Linked DNA regions of Homo sapiens: region 1 is linked to region 2. The links are chromatin contacts, found by Hi-C or POLR2A ChIA-PET in ENCODE. All regions are on one chromosome and are shown on one strand. Each heading gives the region's core, a stretch centred on a gene start or an enhancer-like site at or near the end of the contact. The rest is flanking DNA. Distances are from core to core; before and after follow the strand shown.

Region 1 (7,566 bases), core at 4,031-6,530, 200 kb before region 2:
TTTCTTCCAATGAAAGACACTCAGGATACCATTGTCTAACTTTGGAACCAAAAATAGGAAGATTCCAAGGGCCTCCAAGAGAAATCAATAAATCATCTGCAAAAGTATGGTATTAAAATTCTCATCAACAACTAAAAGATTAGGAAGAATGGCTTCAATATTTTAAGAGAAACTTTTTTAAGGCACTGTATCAATTAGGGTTCTCCAGAAAAAAAAAAAGGAGATACACACACACACACACACACATATATATATATATTAAGGAAGTGGCACACAAAATTGTGGGAAATGGCAAGTCTAAAATTTGTAGGACAGGCATGGAAAATCAGGCAGGGGTAGATGCTGCTGTCTTGAGGCAGAATTTTTTTTTTTTTTTTTTTTTTGTGCTCTTAAGGCCTTCCCATCCACTTTAGGATAATCTTTACTTAAAGCAAAGCTTTAAATTGACATTACTTAAAATCAGTTGTAGATGTAAACAACATCTACAAAATATCTTCACAGCAATATCTAGAGTAGTTTTTGATTAAGTAGCTACATTCTATAGCCTAGCCCAGTTGACAAAACTGTGACAGGTACTTTAGCCTGCCATCCCTCCCCTCATTTTTTAAAAATTGTGGTAAAATACACTTAACATAAACTTCATCATAGCAAACTAATAGACACTGGGAAACAAGTAGTCTATTAGTCTATGTTTCAGGGTTTCAATTTCTCTACATCCTGGACAACACTTGCTTGGTTTGGTTTTTAGCTATGACCATCCTAGCGGATATGAAAGGGTATCTTATGGTGGTTTTGATTTGAATTTTCCTACTGGCTGATGATGTTGACCATCTTTTTATGTATTTGTTAGCCACTAGTATATCTTCTTTAAATAAATGTCTATTCAAGGTTTTTGCCTATTTTTAAACTGGGTATTTATTTTGCTGTTGTTGATTTGTAATAACTCTTCATATATTCTAGATATCAGACTTATCATATATATGATTTGCAAATATGTTTTCCCCTTCCATGGTTTGTTTCACTTTTTTAAAAAATTATTTTTATTATTTTTAAAAATTTTTTGCAAGTGTAGAGTAGGAATATATATTTATGGGGAACATGAGATGTTTTGATACAGGCATGCAATGTGAAATAAGCACATTATGGAGAATGAAGTATCTATGCCCTCAAGCATTTATTCTTTGAGTTACAAACAATCCAGGCCAGGCGCGGTGGCTCAGGCCTGTAATCCCAACACTCTGGGGAGGCCGAGGCGGGTGGATCACGAGGTCAGGAGATGGAGAGCAGCCTGACCAAGATGGCAAAAGCCTGTCTCTACTAAAAATACAAAAATTAGCTGGGCACAGTGGCAGGCACCTATAATCCCAGTTACTCGGGAGGCTGAGGCAGGAGAATTGCTTGAACCCAGGAGGCAGAGGTCGCTGTGAGCAGAGATCACTCTAGCCTGGGTGACAGAGCAAGACTCTGTCTTAAAAAAAAAAAAACAAAAAACAAACAAACAAAAATCTAATTATGTAATTAAATCATTTTAAAATATACAACTAAGTTATTATTGACTGTAGTCACCCTATCATGCTATCTCTTTTCACTCCCTTGATAGTGTTTTTTGATGCATAGTAGTTTTTAATTTCAGTGAAATTTCATTTCTCTATTTTCTTTTGCTACTTGTGTTTTTGGGGTCATATCTAAGAAACCATTGCCAAATCTAAATATCATCAAGATTTACTCCTATACTTCCTTCTGAAAGTTTTATAGTTTTAACTCTTAGGTCTTTGATCCATTCTGAGGTTTTATGTTTTATTTGTCTTTTTGAGACAGGGTCTCATTCTCTCAGCCAGGCTGGAACGCAGTGGTGTGAACATGGCTCACTGCAGCTTTAATCTCCCATGCTCAAGCAATCCTCCCATTTCAGCCTCCTGAGTAGCTGGGACTACAGGCATGTGCCACCATGCCCAGCTAATTTTTATATTTTTTGTAGACATAAGGTTTCACCATGTTGCCCAGGCTGGTCTTTAATTTTTGTATATGGAGTAAAGATCCAAATTAATTCCTTTACATGGGGATATCCAATTGTCCCAGCATCATTTAGTTAAGAGGCTACTCTTCCTCATTGAATGGTCTTGGCACCCTTGTTGAAATCAGTTTGCCACAGATCTGTGATTTCTGGACTCATGCTTTTATTCATCTATATGTTTATCCTTGTGCCAGTATCACGGTGTTTTAATTACTATAGCTTTGCAGTAGCTTTTGAAATCAGGAAATGTGAGCTCTCCAATTTTGTTGTTCTTTTTTCAATATTGTTTTGGCTTTTTAGGGGCCCTGCAATTCCATATGAATTTGAAGTTTGGTTTTTCCATTTCTGCCAAAAAAAAAATAAAGAGGCTGTTGGAATTTTGATAGACTCCGTATTGAATGTTTAGATTGCTTTAGTATCGACATCTTACCAATATTAAATCTTCTAATTCATGAACATGTTATATCTTTTCATTTATTTAGGTCTTCCTCAATTTCTTTCAGCAATGTTTTATAGATTTCAGTGCAAAAATCTTTCACCACCTTGGTTAAATTTATAAGGTATTTTATTATTTTGGATAGTATTATAAATGGTACTGTTTTCCTGATTTCTTTTTTGGTCTCTTCATTGTAGAATTACCACTGAATTTGTGATCTTGTATCCTGCAACTTTGCTATATTCATTTATTAGCTCTAATAATTTTGGGAAATTTTTAAAAATTTTTCTAAATATGAGATCATATCATCTGTGACTAGTTTTACTTCATCTTCTTGAATAATTGCTCTAAAACTTCTAGTACAAAGTTGAATAAAAATGACAAAAGCAGACCTCCTTGTCTTGTTCCTTTGTCTTAGGAGAAAGTGTTCGTCTTTCCATTGAGCATAATGTTTGCCGTGGGTTTTTCATAAATTCCTTTTATCATGTTAGGGAGTTCTAACGGATTTTTTTTTTTTTTTTGCAACCTAGAATTCTACACTCAGTCAAGCTTTCAGAGGTGAGAGCAGAAGAAATGACATTTTTAAACTTGTAAAATCTCAGAACATTTCATCCCATGTATCTCTTCAGAAGTAGTTTCTTAAAAATGTACTACAGCAAAACAAAGGAGCAAAGTAATCAAAGAAAAAAATGTAGGATCCAAGAAACAGTACATCCATCCAATCCAGGAGCACAGTAAAAGGGAGCCATAGAATGACATAAAACCTAGAAAGTAATCAGTCCAAATTATAACACTAGTAAGGTACAAGGATTCCGAGGAGGAGATCTGTGGGAAAAGTTGGGAGAGGGGTAACTATGAAAGTATTAGTCCACGAATGACCAAAGTTGTCAAATTCAAACAAAGTCAGGAGCTTTAGGGAACAATAAAATAGATTCCAAGTTATAAGAAGAGTATGAAAGGAACTAGTTAGATACATAGTGGGGAAAGCACCATAACAAACAATCTAGACTAGAAATTATGAAACAAACTAAACTGTGGAATGATTTTAAGCAATTGGTGGCATAAGAAAGGTACCTTAATTTGAATTTAACACAAGTAATGGTCCTAAGAATGGCACCAAATTGTACTATCAGGAAGCCTCTGAGTGACCAATATTTACATACAAGAATGTTAAAGCAATGTATTGGTTTTCAGCATTCACAAAGCTGTAGACAATCATAGGAAGGTTTAATTATGGTTATAGAATACAACAAAATGTAACCAACAGTTAAATAGGAAGATAAAACAAATTGTTTGGATATCTCTTGGGCAAAAATTTAACAATCTTTTGGTCAGATTGGTTTCTTCATGGTAATGGACTCTACTAACAAGCCCGTCAAGATGTGTAGGGAGAAATGGCAGGTTTATAAGGCAATGTGAAGATCGGTGGCATGAAGTCCTGAGAAGGAGTTTGAAAGGAACCTGTTCAAAAGCATTAGTTAAAAAATAAAAGTACGTTGCGTGTGGTGACTCATACCTGTAATCCCAGCGTTTTGGGAGGGCAAGGCAGGAGGATTACTTGAGGCCAGGAGTTCAAGACTAGCCTGGGCAATGTAGCGAGACCCCGTCTCTAAAAATAAAAAATTAGAGAGACATAGTGGTGTGCTCCTACAGTCCTAGCTATGCAGGAGGCTGAAGTAGAATTGTTTGAGCCTATGAGTTCAAGGTTACAGTGAGCTATGATTGCATGCCACTGTACTCTAGCCTTGGTGACAGAGTAAGACACTGTCTCTACCAAAATTAGAAGATGTTCTTTCATCCTCTCAGGAAGAGTGAAAAAGAACTGGTGATAATACTTGAGGTTGAGGGAAAGTAATTTCCAGAAAAATTTGCCAGACTACTCTAAAAGTTCCATCACTATTTAGCTAGTTTCTAACGTTTGTCTGAAAACTAAGAATGGTGTATCACATTCAATTCATTTTAAGCATAAATTTGAATCCATGAATAAAGTTTTTCATTTTTGCAGACACCACGCCCTTTTCCTGTTCTCCAGTTCTTTTCAATTTTGTTCCATAAGACAATTGTGCCATTATGCTCCATGGAAACCATTCCATGCATTCTTGGCATCAGTTTTTGGTCCTCTTGGTGTCTTTAACTCCTACTAATATGAATGGGCATGACCTCAGTATCAAAGGGTCATTTAATTTGGTGTACAACATGATAACAAATTATCTTCTGTGCACATAATATATACAAATTCAAAGCTTGCCCAGAATATAAATAGTTCTTGAACATATTCTGTCCTTTTTGAAAAGCAATGCTGTATGCATGTGCACAAGTTCCATGATTTCCATGATTTCCCCTAGACATTTTGGACATGTTACATGTGGCTTCACCAGAAAAGGAAAGTGGAAAAGTCAGGCGATTATCTAATGAACGTACTTAATGGAGGCAGTCAGTCTGGAACACATAGCAGTAAAGCAATTTCTCAGAATCCCTTTTTGAAACTTGAATTATCAATAATGTCACCTTAGCCCCTCAGTGATTTGTGTATGTGTTGCAAATTACTTGAAATGAAGACATTTAGGTGGCAATATTTTGCCTATTTTCATAGAGAAAGAAGAAACTGACCTTGTTTAAATAAATGTCAAAAACTTTTAACGTAGACACTGGCAAGTTTAATTTTTTTTTCCATTGAGGTACATGATGTACCATAAGCTCCAGCTGAATTCTGAAGCTGTTGCTTAGCTCTTCCTGTGGGCCTCCTCCAAATACAACTTCACCTAACACGCTAGAAGTGGAAGAGGCAGGAGGGAGAACAAACGCCCCTCGAGATTTCAGTGACTCATCTTAAATGGCCTTTTACACGCCTGTGTACTTGTGGTTAAGAACCGTGGGGCTCAGAGTGCAAATATGTAAACTACATAAATTAGTACCTTGAATCAAAAGCCAAGGTATGTTTTTTAACCAGCACTGAAATATAGATAAGCTCTCCCTCCCACTCTCCCACCCGCTTAAAATGGCCCCACAGGAAGCAGGTAGGAAGATCATTTTGTTTTCCACCCTCTCCAGCCCTACGTTTCTGTCCCAGGCAAAGGCAGCTCATTGGAATTGTCCCAGCAGGCTTGTTATGTCTGAGAGTGAGGAGGAAGATGCTGAGAGCTGGGCTTTGTTAGTTTCATGTTTTCTGGAGCACAGTGTGGGTGTGCTGTGAATACTGAGATGACATCAATCACAGAAGGTAATACAAAAACTCGCTTAGCATTAGGTGTAAGACAAGGTCAAGCAAATCTTCAGCTGGACCCAGACCTACCACCTGTTTTCAGGATTAGTTGGCAAGACAATATACTTGAGAAATCTCTGCAACAATCTACTGATCTCTAAAACCTGCCTCTTAGTCCCATGGGGACTACTGTCTTCCGCAGTGTGTGTGAGCATCTTCACTTTCCACCCCCCAGCATTACACTCCCTGACACTGACCCGATAGTCCTTTAATCAACCAGTTTGCTATTTCTTCCATCTCTAACTCTAATACTTATGAGTTAATGTGCCTCAACCTCCAAAGTTCTCTCCCTCGAAACTCTCCACTCTAAAATTCCCCATAATCAGAGAGCCTCCCATCGGATATCTCGCCATGCATCAGTTCAACTTCATCCACATTGGGTTATCAACAAACTTGAAGTATGTGAGCCACTACCTTTTCAGCTTTCCTTTCCATCTTACTTTCTGGTTCATTTGAGCTGCCATTTAAAATTTGCCACTTAAAAAAATGATCCTTTCTTTCTTTTTTTTTTTTTTGTTGTTTTTTTAAGACAGATTTTCACTCTTGTTGCCCAGGCTGGGGTGCGATGGCACGATCTTGGCTAACCACAACCTCTGCCTCCCAGGTTCAAGCGATTCTCCTGCCTCAGCCTCCTGAGTAGGTGGGATTACAGCCATGTGCTGCCACCACACCCAGCTAATTTTGTAGTTTTAGTAGAGATGGGTTTTCTCCATGTTGGTCAGGCTGGCCTGGAACTCCCAGCCTCAGGTGATCCACCTGTCTCGGCCTCCCAAAGTGCTGGGATTACAGGCATGAGCCACCGTGCCTACCTGATCCTTTCTTTTTTCTACTTACAGAAATAGAACATGCTCATGAACACTTTCTTCCTTAGTGTCTTGCTATTCCATCGTCTTGATATATGTTAAACAGTTGACCATTTTGACAATGTGCTCGTCTAGAATCCTTTATAAATTTGCTGTCTTGCCAACCACTATCTCTTCCCTCTGTAGGTTGTGTTCTGTTTTCTCCCTCTCCTGCTTCCTGGTTGATAAATGTCATTTGGAGTGAGTCACAAAAATCTGTTGATGGAAGCCATTTTTTATTCATGCCCTCCAAGCTCACCTGATTCCTTCTCGACTATTAGTGATCTTTTAATGCCTTTCTTGCCAAGTCACTAAGTCTCAACAACTGCTATCCCTCATTTTCTTCACTTCCCCTAAGCTTCAAGCTGCCGTTGATTTTCCTCTTTCTGGGCAGATGCTTTAACATCACACTTAATTGAAAAGAGAAATCATCATCTGAGTTGACATATCCTGCAGAATTTCTGTGGTCCCTGTACTTGATATTCTTTAGCAAATGCAAATCTAAGCTTTCCCCAACCCCCCAAGCTGCTCTCTTCCCTGCATTTTCACACACAGGTTAAATGACTGCCCACACTCAACATGGCTTGCAGGCAGCAGAGCTGGGCTTCAAAGCCAAGAAACCTGGCTGCAAACTCCTGTGCTTAACCACTACACTGTGCTGCTTCACACTTATGCTACTGCCTTCTTTCTTCTTCCCTCATCTCCCAAATATCTGAATCATCTGTGCTTCTTGATTCAATCGTTACCATTCCTCTCTAATCCTTTGCAATTTCCCTTATAACCTCACCTGTGTCCTGAAATTATTCTCTCCAAAATGTCCTCACCCAAAAACTTTTTCTTGCTTGCACAATCCTTAACTTTTCTAGAGTACTTGAATCTATTGGTGAAGGGAAAAGGTGTGGGAAGAGAATTTGCATTTCCTAAGTAGCTGCTAGGTATCAGAAGTTTTGCATATAGCTAACCTAATTTCTTACAATAGCTGTATGGTATAAGTAATATTTTTCATAAGAAA
Region 2 (6,608 bases), core at 71-2,570:
TCTTACTCCACAACTTGCAAGGAAAACCACAATAGAAAGTAAAACTGATAAATGTCAGAAATCACTCTTTTTCTACTCACCATCCTCTGTCTTGTTATCCCTCTTTCAACCATAAGCCACGTGTTTATTTCTTATGTTTAAAACAAATGAGTAAAAAATGTCCTGTGCTTGGAAAATGAATATTTGAGTACCGTACAGACCTTCCATTACCCTTCTTCTTCCATACTCAGAGGGCATTGTTTCTCAAAATCATTTCATTGATAAGTTGCCATGAAAATTTACTCATTTGTGAGCTCTGGGATTTCAGGCAAGGTGTAATGCTCAAAACTTGTATGAGCTTTTTGTTTTCTCATATGCACAAATGGGAATAATAACACCTACCTCATAAGATTGTTGTGAAGTTAATTAAATAAAAGCATACATGCAAAGTACCTGGCACAGTGTCTAGGACATAAGTAGGAAGTCAACAAATGTAATGCCCTTTCTAGTTTCTTAGAAAATAGCCAACTAAATAGTTGAAGAGATTAGTGATAGTTTCATGGAAAAGATAATGTTTGAACAAGTTCTTCAAGTTCAAGCATGGGTAGAATAGGTAATGGAGAGATGTTTAAAGGGGTATTTAAGGTAAATTAATGCAACAGACAGGGTTGAAAAGCTGGATGCAGGGAGAACTATTATGTGTTTTTTGCATGTGTCTAGGAACAGTGAAGGGAGAAAGTAAAGATTGGAAACATATCAAAGACAAAATTTGGAAGAGTTATTGATCACCTGGGTTCAGGAATTACTGAGTTAGTGGTGGCACGAGGACCCCGAGCTTGGTAGGAGATTGGGAGAGTGAGTGCTAGTGAATGAAAAGAGATATGGAGAGAGACAGGGAAAGCCATGTTTGAGATAATATTGAAGATGAGATTTAGAAAGTCGTGGGCTTGATATTTCACTACTTAAATATTTCACTGGATATTTAAGAATCCTAATAAAATATTAAGGTATTTAAGTAGAAAGAGGAAGAGAGAAAAACCAAAGCTTTGGTGAGTTTTAAAAAAAACACATACACACACAAGGAAGAACTGAGCAGCATCAGAGGAGATTCATTAATTAAAAACATGGCACTGAATGAATTTCCTAAGAGAAGAAACAGTTGAAGACCAAATATTAAACTTGATGAAAGTACTTAGTTAAGGAGGGAGAAGAGGAAGCTGAATGGGCAAAGAACCCCTGAAAGAGGGCTGTGAAAGATGGAATGAGATGGGGGAGTACCTGCCACAGAGAAGGGAGGTGCACTGGCAGAGCGGACTCATGCCAGATGTAGCAAACAAGCTGAGAGAGGGTGTGGCATGGCTTGCATTCAGCACTACTGAGCCTTTTCTCTTTGCCTACTTCCTCATTCCCCTTTCTCCATGCATTTTCCTGTCTTTCCCATCATTAAATGTTGAAAGCAGAACTAGAAGTGTCGAAGGCCAACCCTTTACCTTCCTTCTCCTAAATGAGCCTTTCTTCTGTTTGGTTTACAAAATGCCCTGAACTCTGAGAGCTTGAGCAGTCTCTTAATCACTGTGACTCTCAATCTCCTTACCCCAAATTGGAGTCATACCTACCGTCCCCCCGCTTTTGGAAAAGTATGAAACAGGGATACAGTCTAAAAGTGCTTTTGTCAAGGACTTGTACACACGAGAGAGTCCTGGTGCCTTTGTCCATTTTTCGTGTTCCTGTAAAGGAATACTTATGCTAGGTAGTTTGTTAAAAGAAAAGGTTTATTTGGTTCGTAGTTCTGCCGGTTGTACAAGAAGCACAGCATCAGCGCTTGCTGCTTGTTGAGGGCCTCAGGAAGCTTCCACTCCTGGCAGAAGGCAAAGGGGAGAAGGTGTGTGCAGAGATCACATAGAGAAAGAAAACAGAGGAGGAGGTACCAGGCTCTTTGCACAACCAGTTCTCACCAGAACTAATAGAGCAAGAACTCACTACCACAAGGATGGCACCAAGCTATTCATGAGGGATCCACCCCCACAACCCAGACACCTCTCATTAAGCCTGATCTCCAACATTGGGAGTTTTTGTTTTGTTTTGAGACATGGTCTCACTCTGTCACCCAGACTGGAGTGCAGTGACGAGATCATGGCTCACTGCAACCTCTGCCTCCCAGGCTAAAGCGACCCTCCCACCTCAGCCTCCTAAGTAGCAGGGACAATAGGCCCCGCACCACCATGCCCAGACAATTTTTGTGCTTTGGGAGGGTAGAGACGGGGTTTTGCCGTGTTGCCCAGCCTGGTCTCGAACTCTAGGGCTCAAGCCATCCGCCGGCTTTGGCCTTCCAAAGTGCTGGTATTACAGGCATGAGCCACCATGCTCAGCTGGGAATCATATTCCAACATGAGATTTGGATGGGTGAAATATTCAAACGATAGGAGCTGGTAAATATCAAGCATGTAACCTAGGTAGATAGATGGTTGCTGAAAGGTTGTCTTTAGATCACTTATTTTTTTCTCATTTGTAGATTTTTATAGATTATTTCTTTGTAAGCCTAGTGATCTGTGTTAATATTGTTAAAATGCTCAGAATCTCAACAGGGAATTGAAGGTGTTTGTGCAGCATTATGCCTCTTAGATGTAATTGTCATTTGAACCTGAAATTATCTTTACTTTCATGCCTAGTTAGTAATCATTTGATTACATGATTACACAGAGTGAACATAAGGAAGATTAACTGAAGGAGAGAAGTGGCTCAAGCCATTTTTTTTTCTTCTAGATAAATATATTTCAGCTTGTTTCAGTGCATAAAATACAAGTGTGTAATATTCACAATGGTTTAAAATGCTACAAAATACTTCCATTTCCTAAAAATTTTAATATGCTTTTTGTCCTCAAAATCATTCATGAGAAAATTAAAGTAGAGCAAATGTGGAATTTTTGAAGTAAATGTCTAGGAAAGTAGACTGTAAATGAGGAAACGTGAGACTCAGATGCATCGAGTAAGTTAAATGCATTTCCCAGAGTCTTACTTTGATTTGATTTGTTTTGTTTTGTTTTTGAGATGGAGTCTTGCTCTGTCGCCCAGGGTGGAGTGCAGTGGTGCAATCTCGGCTCACTGCAATCTCCGCCTCCCCGGTTCATGCGATTCTCCTGTCTCAGCCTCCCAAGTAGCTGGTACTACAGGCATGCACTACCATACCCAGCTAATTTTTGTATTTTTAGTAGAGACAGGGTTTTGCCATGTTGGCCAAGCTGGTCTCGAACTCCTGGCCACAAGTGATCCATCCGCCTCACCCTCCCAAAGTGCTGGGATTACAGGTGTGAGCCACCGTGCCCAGCCTTACTTTGATTTTTAAGAAACAATTTTAAAAGTTATCTTTCAAAACTTTTTTTCCTCAATTTTTAGAAGGCAAGCATAGATAACAGTGCTTTTCCTTATAGTATGGCCACTATGGAGAGAGTGTGGGGTTCGGTTCATATTTACATTATACTGTCGCTTCGTTTTCAGTAGCAGTATGCTAAATTTTAATGTTCTTAATTTTTCCTATATTCCCCAGCATCTATGGCACATAAAGGAATTTGAACATATTTCTCATAGAAACTTCATAAAATTAATGATTAATCCCTGATTAATTCTTATATTCTTCTTCATTATATTCTTGATTGTCCGTTTCTTAGACACATGTGCATGCACACAAAGTGAGTTTACTGTATAATTATTATTACTGAGTTACAAGTGGTGTAAATAAGTGTATTTATGAACAGTTATAAAAGTCCTCAGTAAAAAGGATCTGTTTGACACCATTAAGTGTGCTAAACATAAACATGCGCACACACCTGCCCTTCTGTGGCGATATGGAGCCTTGCAATGGTGTCCACAGAACCAAAATGAATAGAATAATGCAAGCAGCTTTCCGCTGTTACTATTTCATAAAAGCTGTATGGATCATAGGACAGTACTTTCCTGTTAGAATTCTATAACCTTGCATTTGGCTTTGTATTTTACCACTGATATACTGTTATTAGAAGAAAATATTTGGTATAGAGCCCACATCCCATGTTTCTGTCCTAAGATTGTCAGGTAAGTACTTGATTTCTTCAGAGTTGAACTTCAAACTGCAATCCCACAATTCAAACAAGAGGCCTAGCCATTCCCTTTTTTTCAGTTTTGAGTTCAGAATTCTCATTTCCTGTCTCTTAGTAAAGAAAATTTTGTACTCTAAAGTTTGCAGATGTTTGAAAAGAATGTGTGTTCTTTGGATTTAGGCATTAATAAGGGTTCCTTATAACTTCTTTTTCTTTCTTTTCTTTTTTTCCTTTTTTTTTTTTTTTTTTTTTTTAGATATGGGAAAATAGTCTCCACAAAGGCAATTTTGGATAAGACAACGAACAAATGCAAAGGTATGTTTTCTTGGCTGGTTATTTGGTAAATGATAGCTTTAGAAAAATGATGGAATTTAAAACCTGATCTTTGGTTTCAAAACCACCTTCGTTTTATTAAAAACCAGATCTTATATATCACCCAGTTTCTGTCTTGCACAGTGTCAGCATATTACTTACATTTGTCCCTGGTTGGGTTTTGGCTACAAACCCAACAGCAGCTAGCAGTTTGCCAGAATTCCAGATTTGACGCCAGTAGAGTTAACATGCAAAATACGGGTTGGCATTTAGCCCTTGCTTTTAAAAGGGGAGTAGAGTTAGAAAATAGCTTTTCTTTCCTGAGCCTGAGGAGATTAGAGCTGCTTACTGAAGACCATTGGACTGTACTAAAGAACTGAAAAGATTACATATTGTGCAAATTGGCTCTATTAATTAGAATAGAGTAGTTTTAAGCAGTACTTAATTACATGTTTCAGTACTCCCAATTGTTCTCTGCTGAATGCCTGTTGACAATATTGGCAGCAGGGAGGAGACAACCATTTTCACTGACCAAATTGTAATAGGGAGGGGAGGTCATGCGCCCCTTTGAAATATGCTGCTGCATTAATTTGATGCACTGACCTTCAGTTTTCCATGTAATTAGGATGAGCTCATCCAGCCCCATGAGCTGGAAGAGGAGGCGTCTACAGTAGGCAGCACTGATGCTCTGTGGTTCTGACTTTTAATGATCCAGCATCTTAACAATAGGCATGTGATTTCTAGGAAAAGGGAAGAATAGAGTCAGCTGACTTTGAATCTAACTACTGACCCCATGAATTGAAATAAGTTGACAGGAATAGGCAGAGAAGGCAAATCTCCTCGTTAATTAGACCCCAGTTTTTCAAGTAGTGGTGACGGGGCAGTGGCTTAGCACAATCTGAAAAAGGCAGAGAACATAAATGAACCCTATGGTAGGGGCCTCTCCTTATAAGCCAAGCATTTCCTTTAATCTAGACTTGAAGTGGTTCATTGTATTTCTGTCTCTTCTTCAAAGTGCCTAAATTTAAAGGAGCTATTGTAGCAAATAGCTAAGCTCATGTTTAATCAACATGGCACATTAAGGCAATTTTGCCTTGGGACAGTGAATAGAGCGTGCTTTATGTAGAGTGGTACCCAATAAATATTTTAAATGAATTAAACTAGAGAGAGTCAAATTATAGACTGAAATGCATATACTTAGTTTCCAAGGTTAGTCTTATTTAACATTTATAAATGATTTGGGAGAGCAGAGACACAGAAAAAAAATCTTTTGGTTTTATAAAGAAAAATAGACTCTTGCAGGAATAAAAATAGGAGGCTGATCACCAACATCACTTTGAAACTAGAGAGAAATCAGAGTAGACAAGTGGTTTTATCCATACCCTACCTCCTCTCTTTTTCTTCCCCACCCCAAAAGAAATCTTAATGTCGGCTCAGTGTGTTAAAAAGCAGAGCTGCCCTAATTTAAGTAAAAGAAAGGACCCAGAGGTTGAATGCTTCACCACATCCCTGAACTGAAAACCACACTATTTTACACTCTGCTCCAAAAGCAACCTATTCCATAGAAGCCAAAATTCCTCAAAGTGCTCTACGTGATCTAGAAAAGGTATGGGTAAAAAATAAACTAATGCTAAATCTAACATGTTGTCACAATACAAACCCTTAACAGTTGGTAAGGGTCCATAGTAGAGAGATTTATGGACTTCTAAGGGTAGGACTAATTCAGAACTTATTTTAGATACAAGAAGTCTCCTGGAGACCTTCCTTTAAAGTGGTTTTTGGGAGACACTGCTTTTGGGTGTGTGGGCAGTAATAGAAACCTTCCAGGGCTCTCTGCTTCACACAAGCCTCCCAGCAATAGGTGTCAACAGATATCTGGTGGGTTGAGACGGTGGGTGAGTGAGTGAGTGGAGAGGGTAAGAGTGGGTTTATAAAATCCTAGAAGCAAGAAAAAAGTAATTTCAGGACAAATGAGAAGAAATAACACTTAACTCATGATAAAGTTAGATAACATGTTACCCAAGATAACTTGACGTGATAGGTAGATAGATAGGCATATAGATGACTGATTGATAAATGAATATAAATAAATAAATGCATAAAAGATTATAGAATATTAATATAAATGAAAGGTACTTGTGTTATATACTAATTTTTTGAAATTAAGCAGATCAAAGGACTTTATATATGGGAATGAGAGATCTTAGAGGGTTACAGAACATTTTTTGCCACAAAACATATTTT

What was found. A loop is a pair of places that touch in the nucleus more often than their neighbours do. ChIA-PET counts read pairs that join two places held with the same protein, here RNA polymerase II (POLR2A). Pooled maps may share reads with other maps.
Region 1: a pooled map shows a loop between it and region 2 (2.6-fold over the local background). The contact joins two enhancer-like sites. A Hi-C loop is called at or near these places in 1 of 168 maps with a recorded cell type or tissue (esophagus muscularis mucosa) and 4 of 50 pooled maps. POLR2A ChIA-PET finds 5 or more read pairs at or near these places in 2 of 52 experiments (HEK293 and activated T-cell).

Annotation. Positions count from the first base shown.
Region 1 is chr2:160,514,890-160,522,455 of GRCh38, reverse strand. No RefSeq gene overlaps it. Among named protein-coding and RNA genes, the nearest start is that of RBMS1, 25 kb to the right of the region's middle. RefSeq lists an enhancer at 7,366-7,535. Within about 2 kb of position 5,280, at least 2 of the 41 ENCODE cell types and tissues checked have a DNase peak (open chromatin) inside an H3K27ac peak, as active enhancers do.
Region 2 is chr2:160,315,928-160,322,535 of GRCh38, reverse strand. RBMS1 (RNA binding motif single stranded interacting protein 1) reads left to right here. Exons shown (of 14, transcript NM_016836.4): 3 at 4,309-4,367. Among named protein-coding and RNA genes, the nearest start is that of LINC02478, 47 kb to the right of the region's middle. Within about 2 kb of position 1,320, at least 2 of the 41 ENCODE cell types and tissues checked have a DNase peak (open chromatin) inside an H3K27ac peak, as active enhancers do.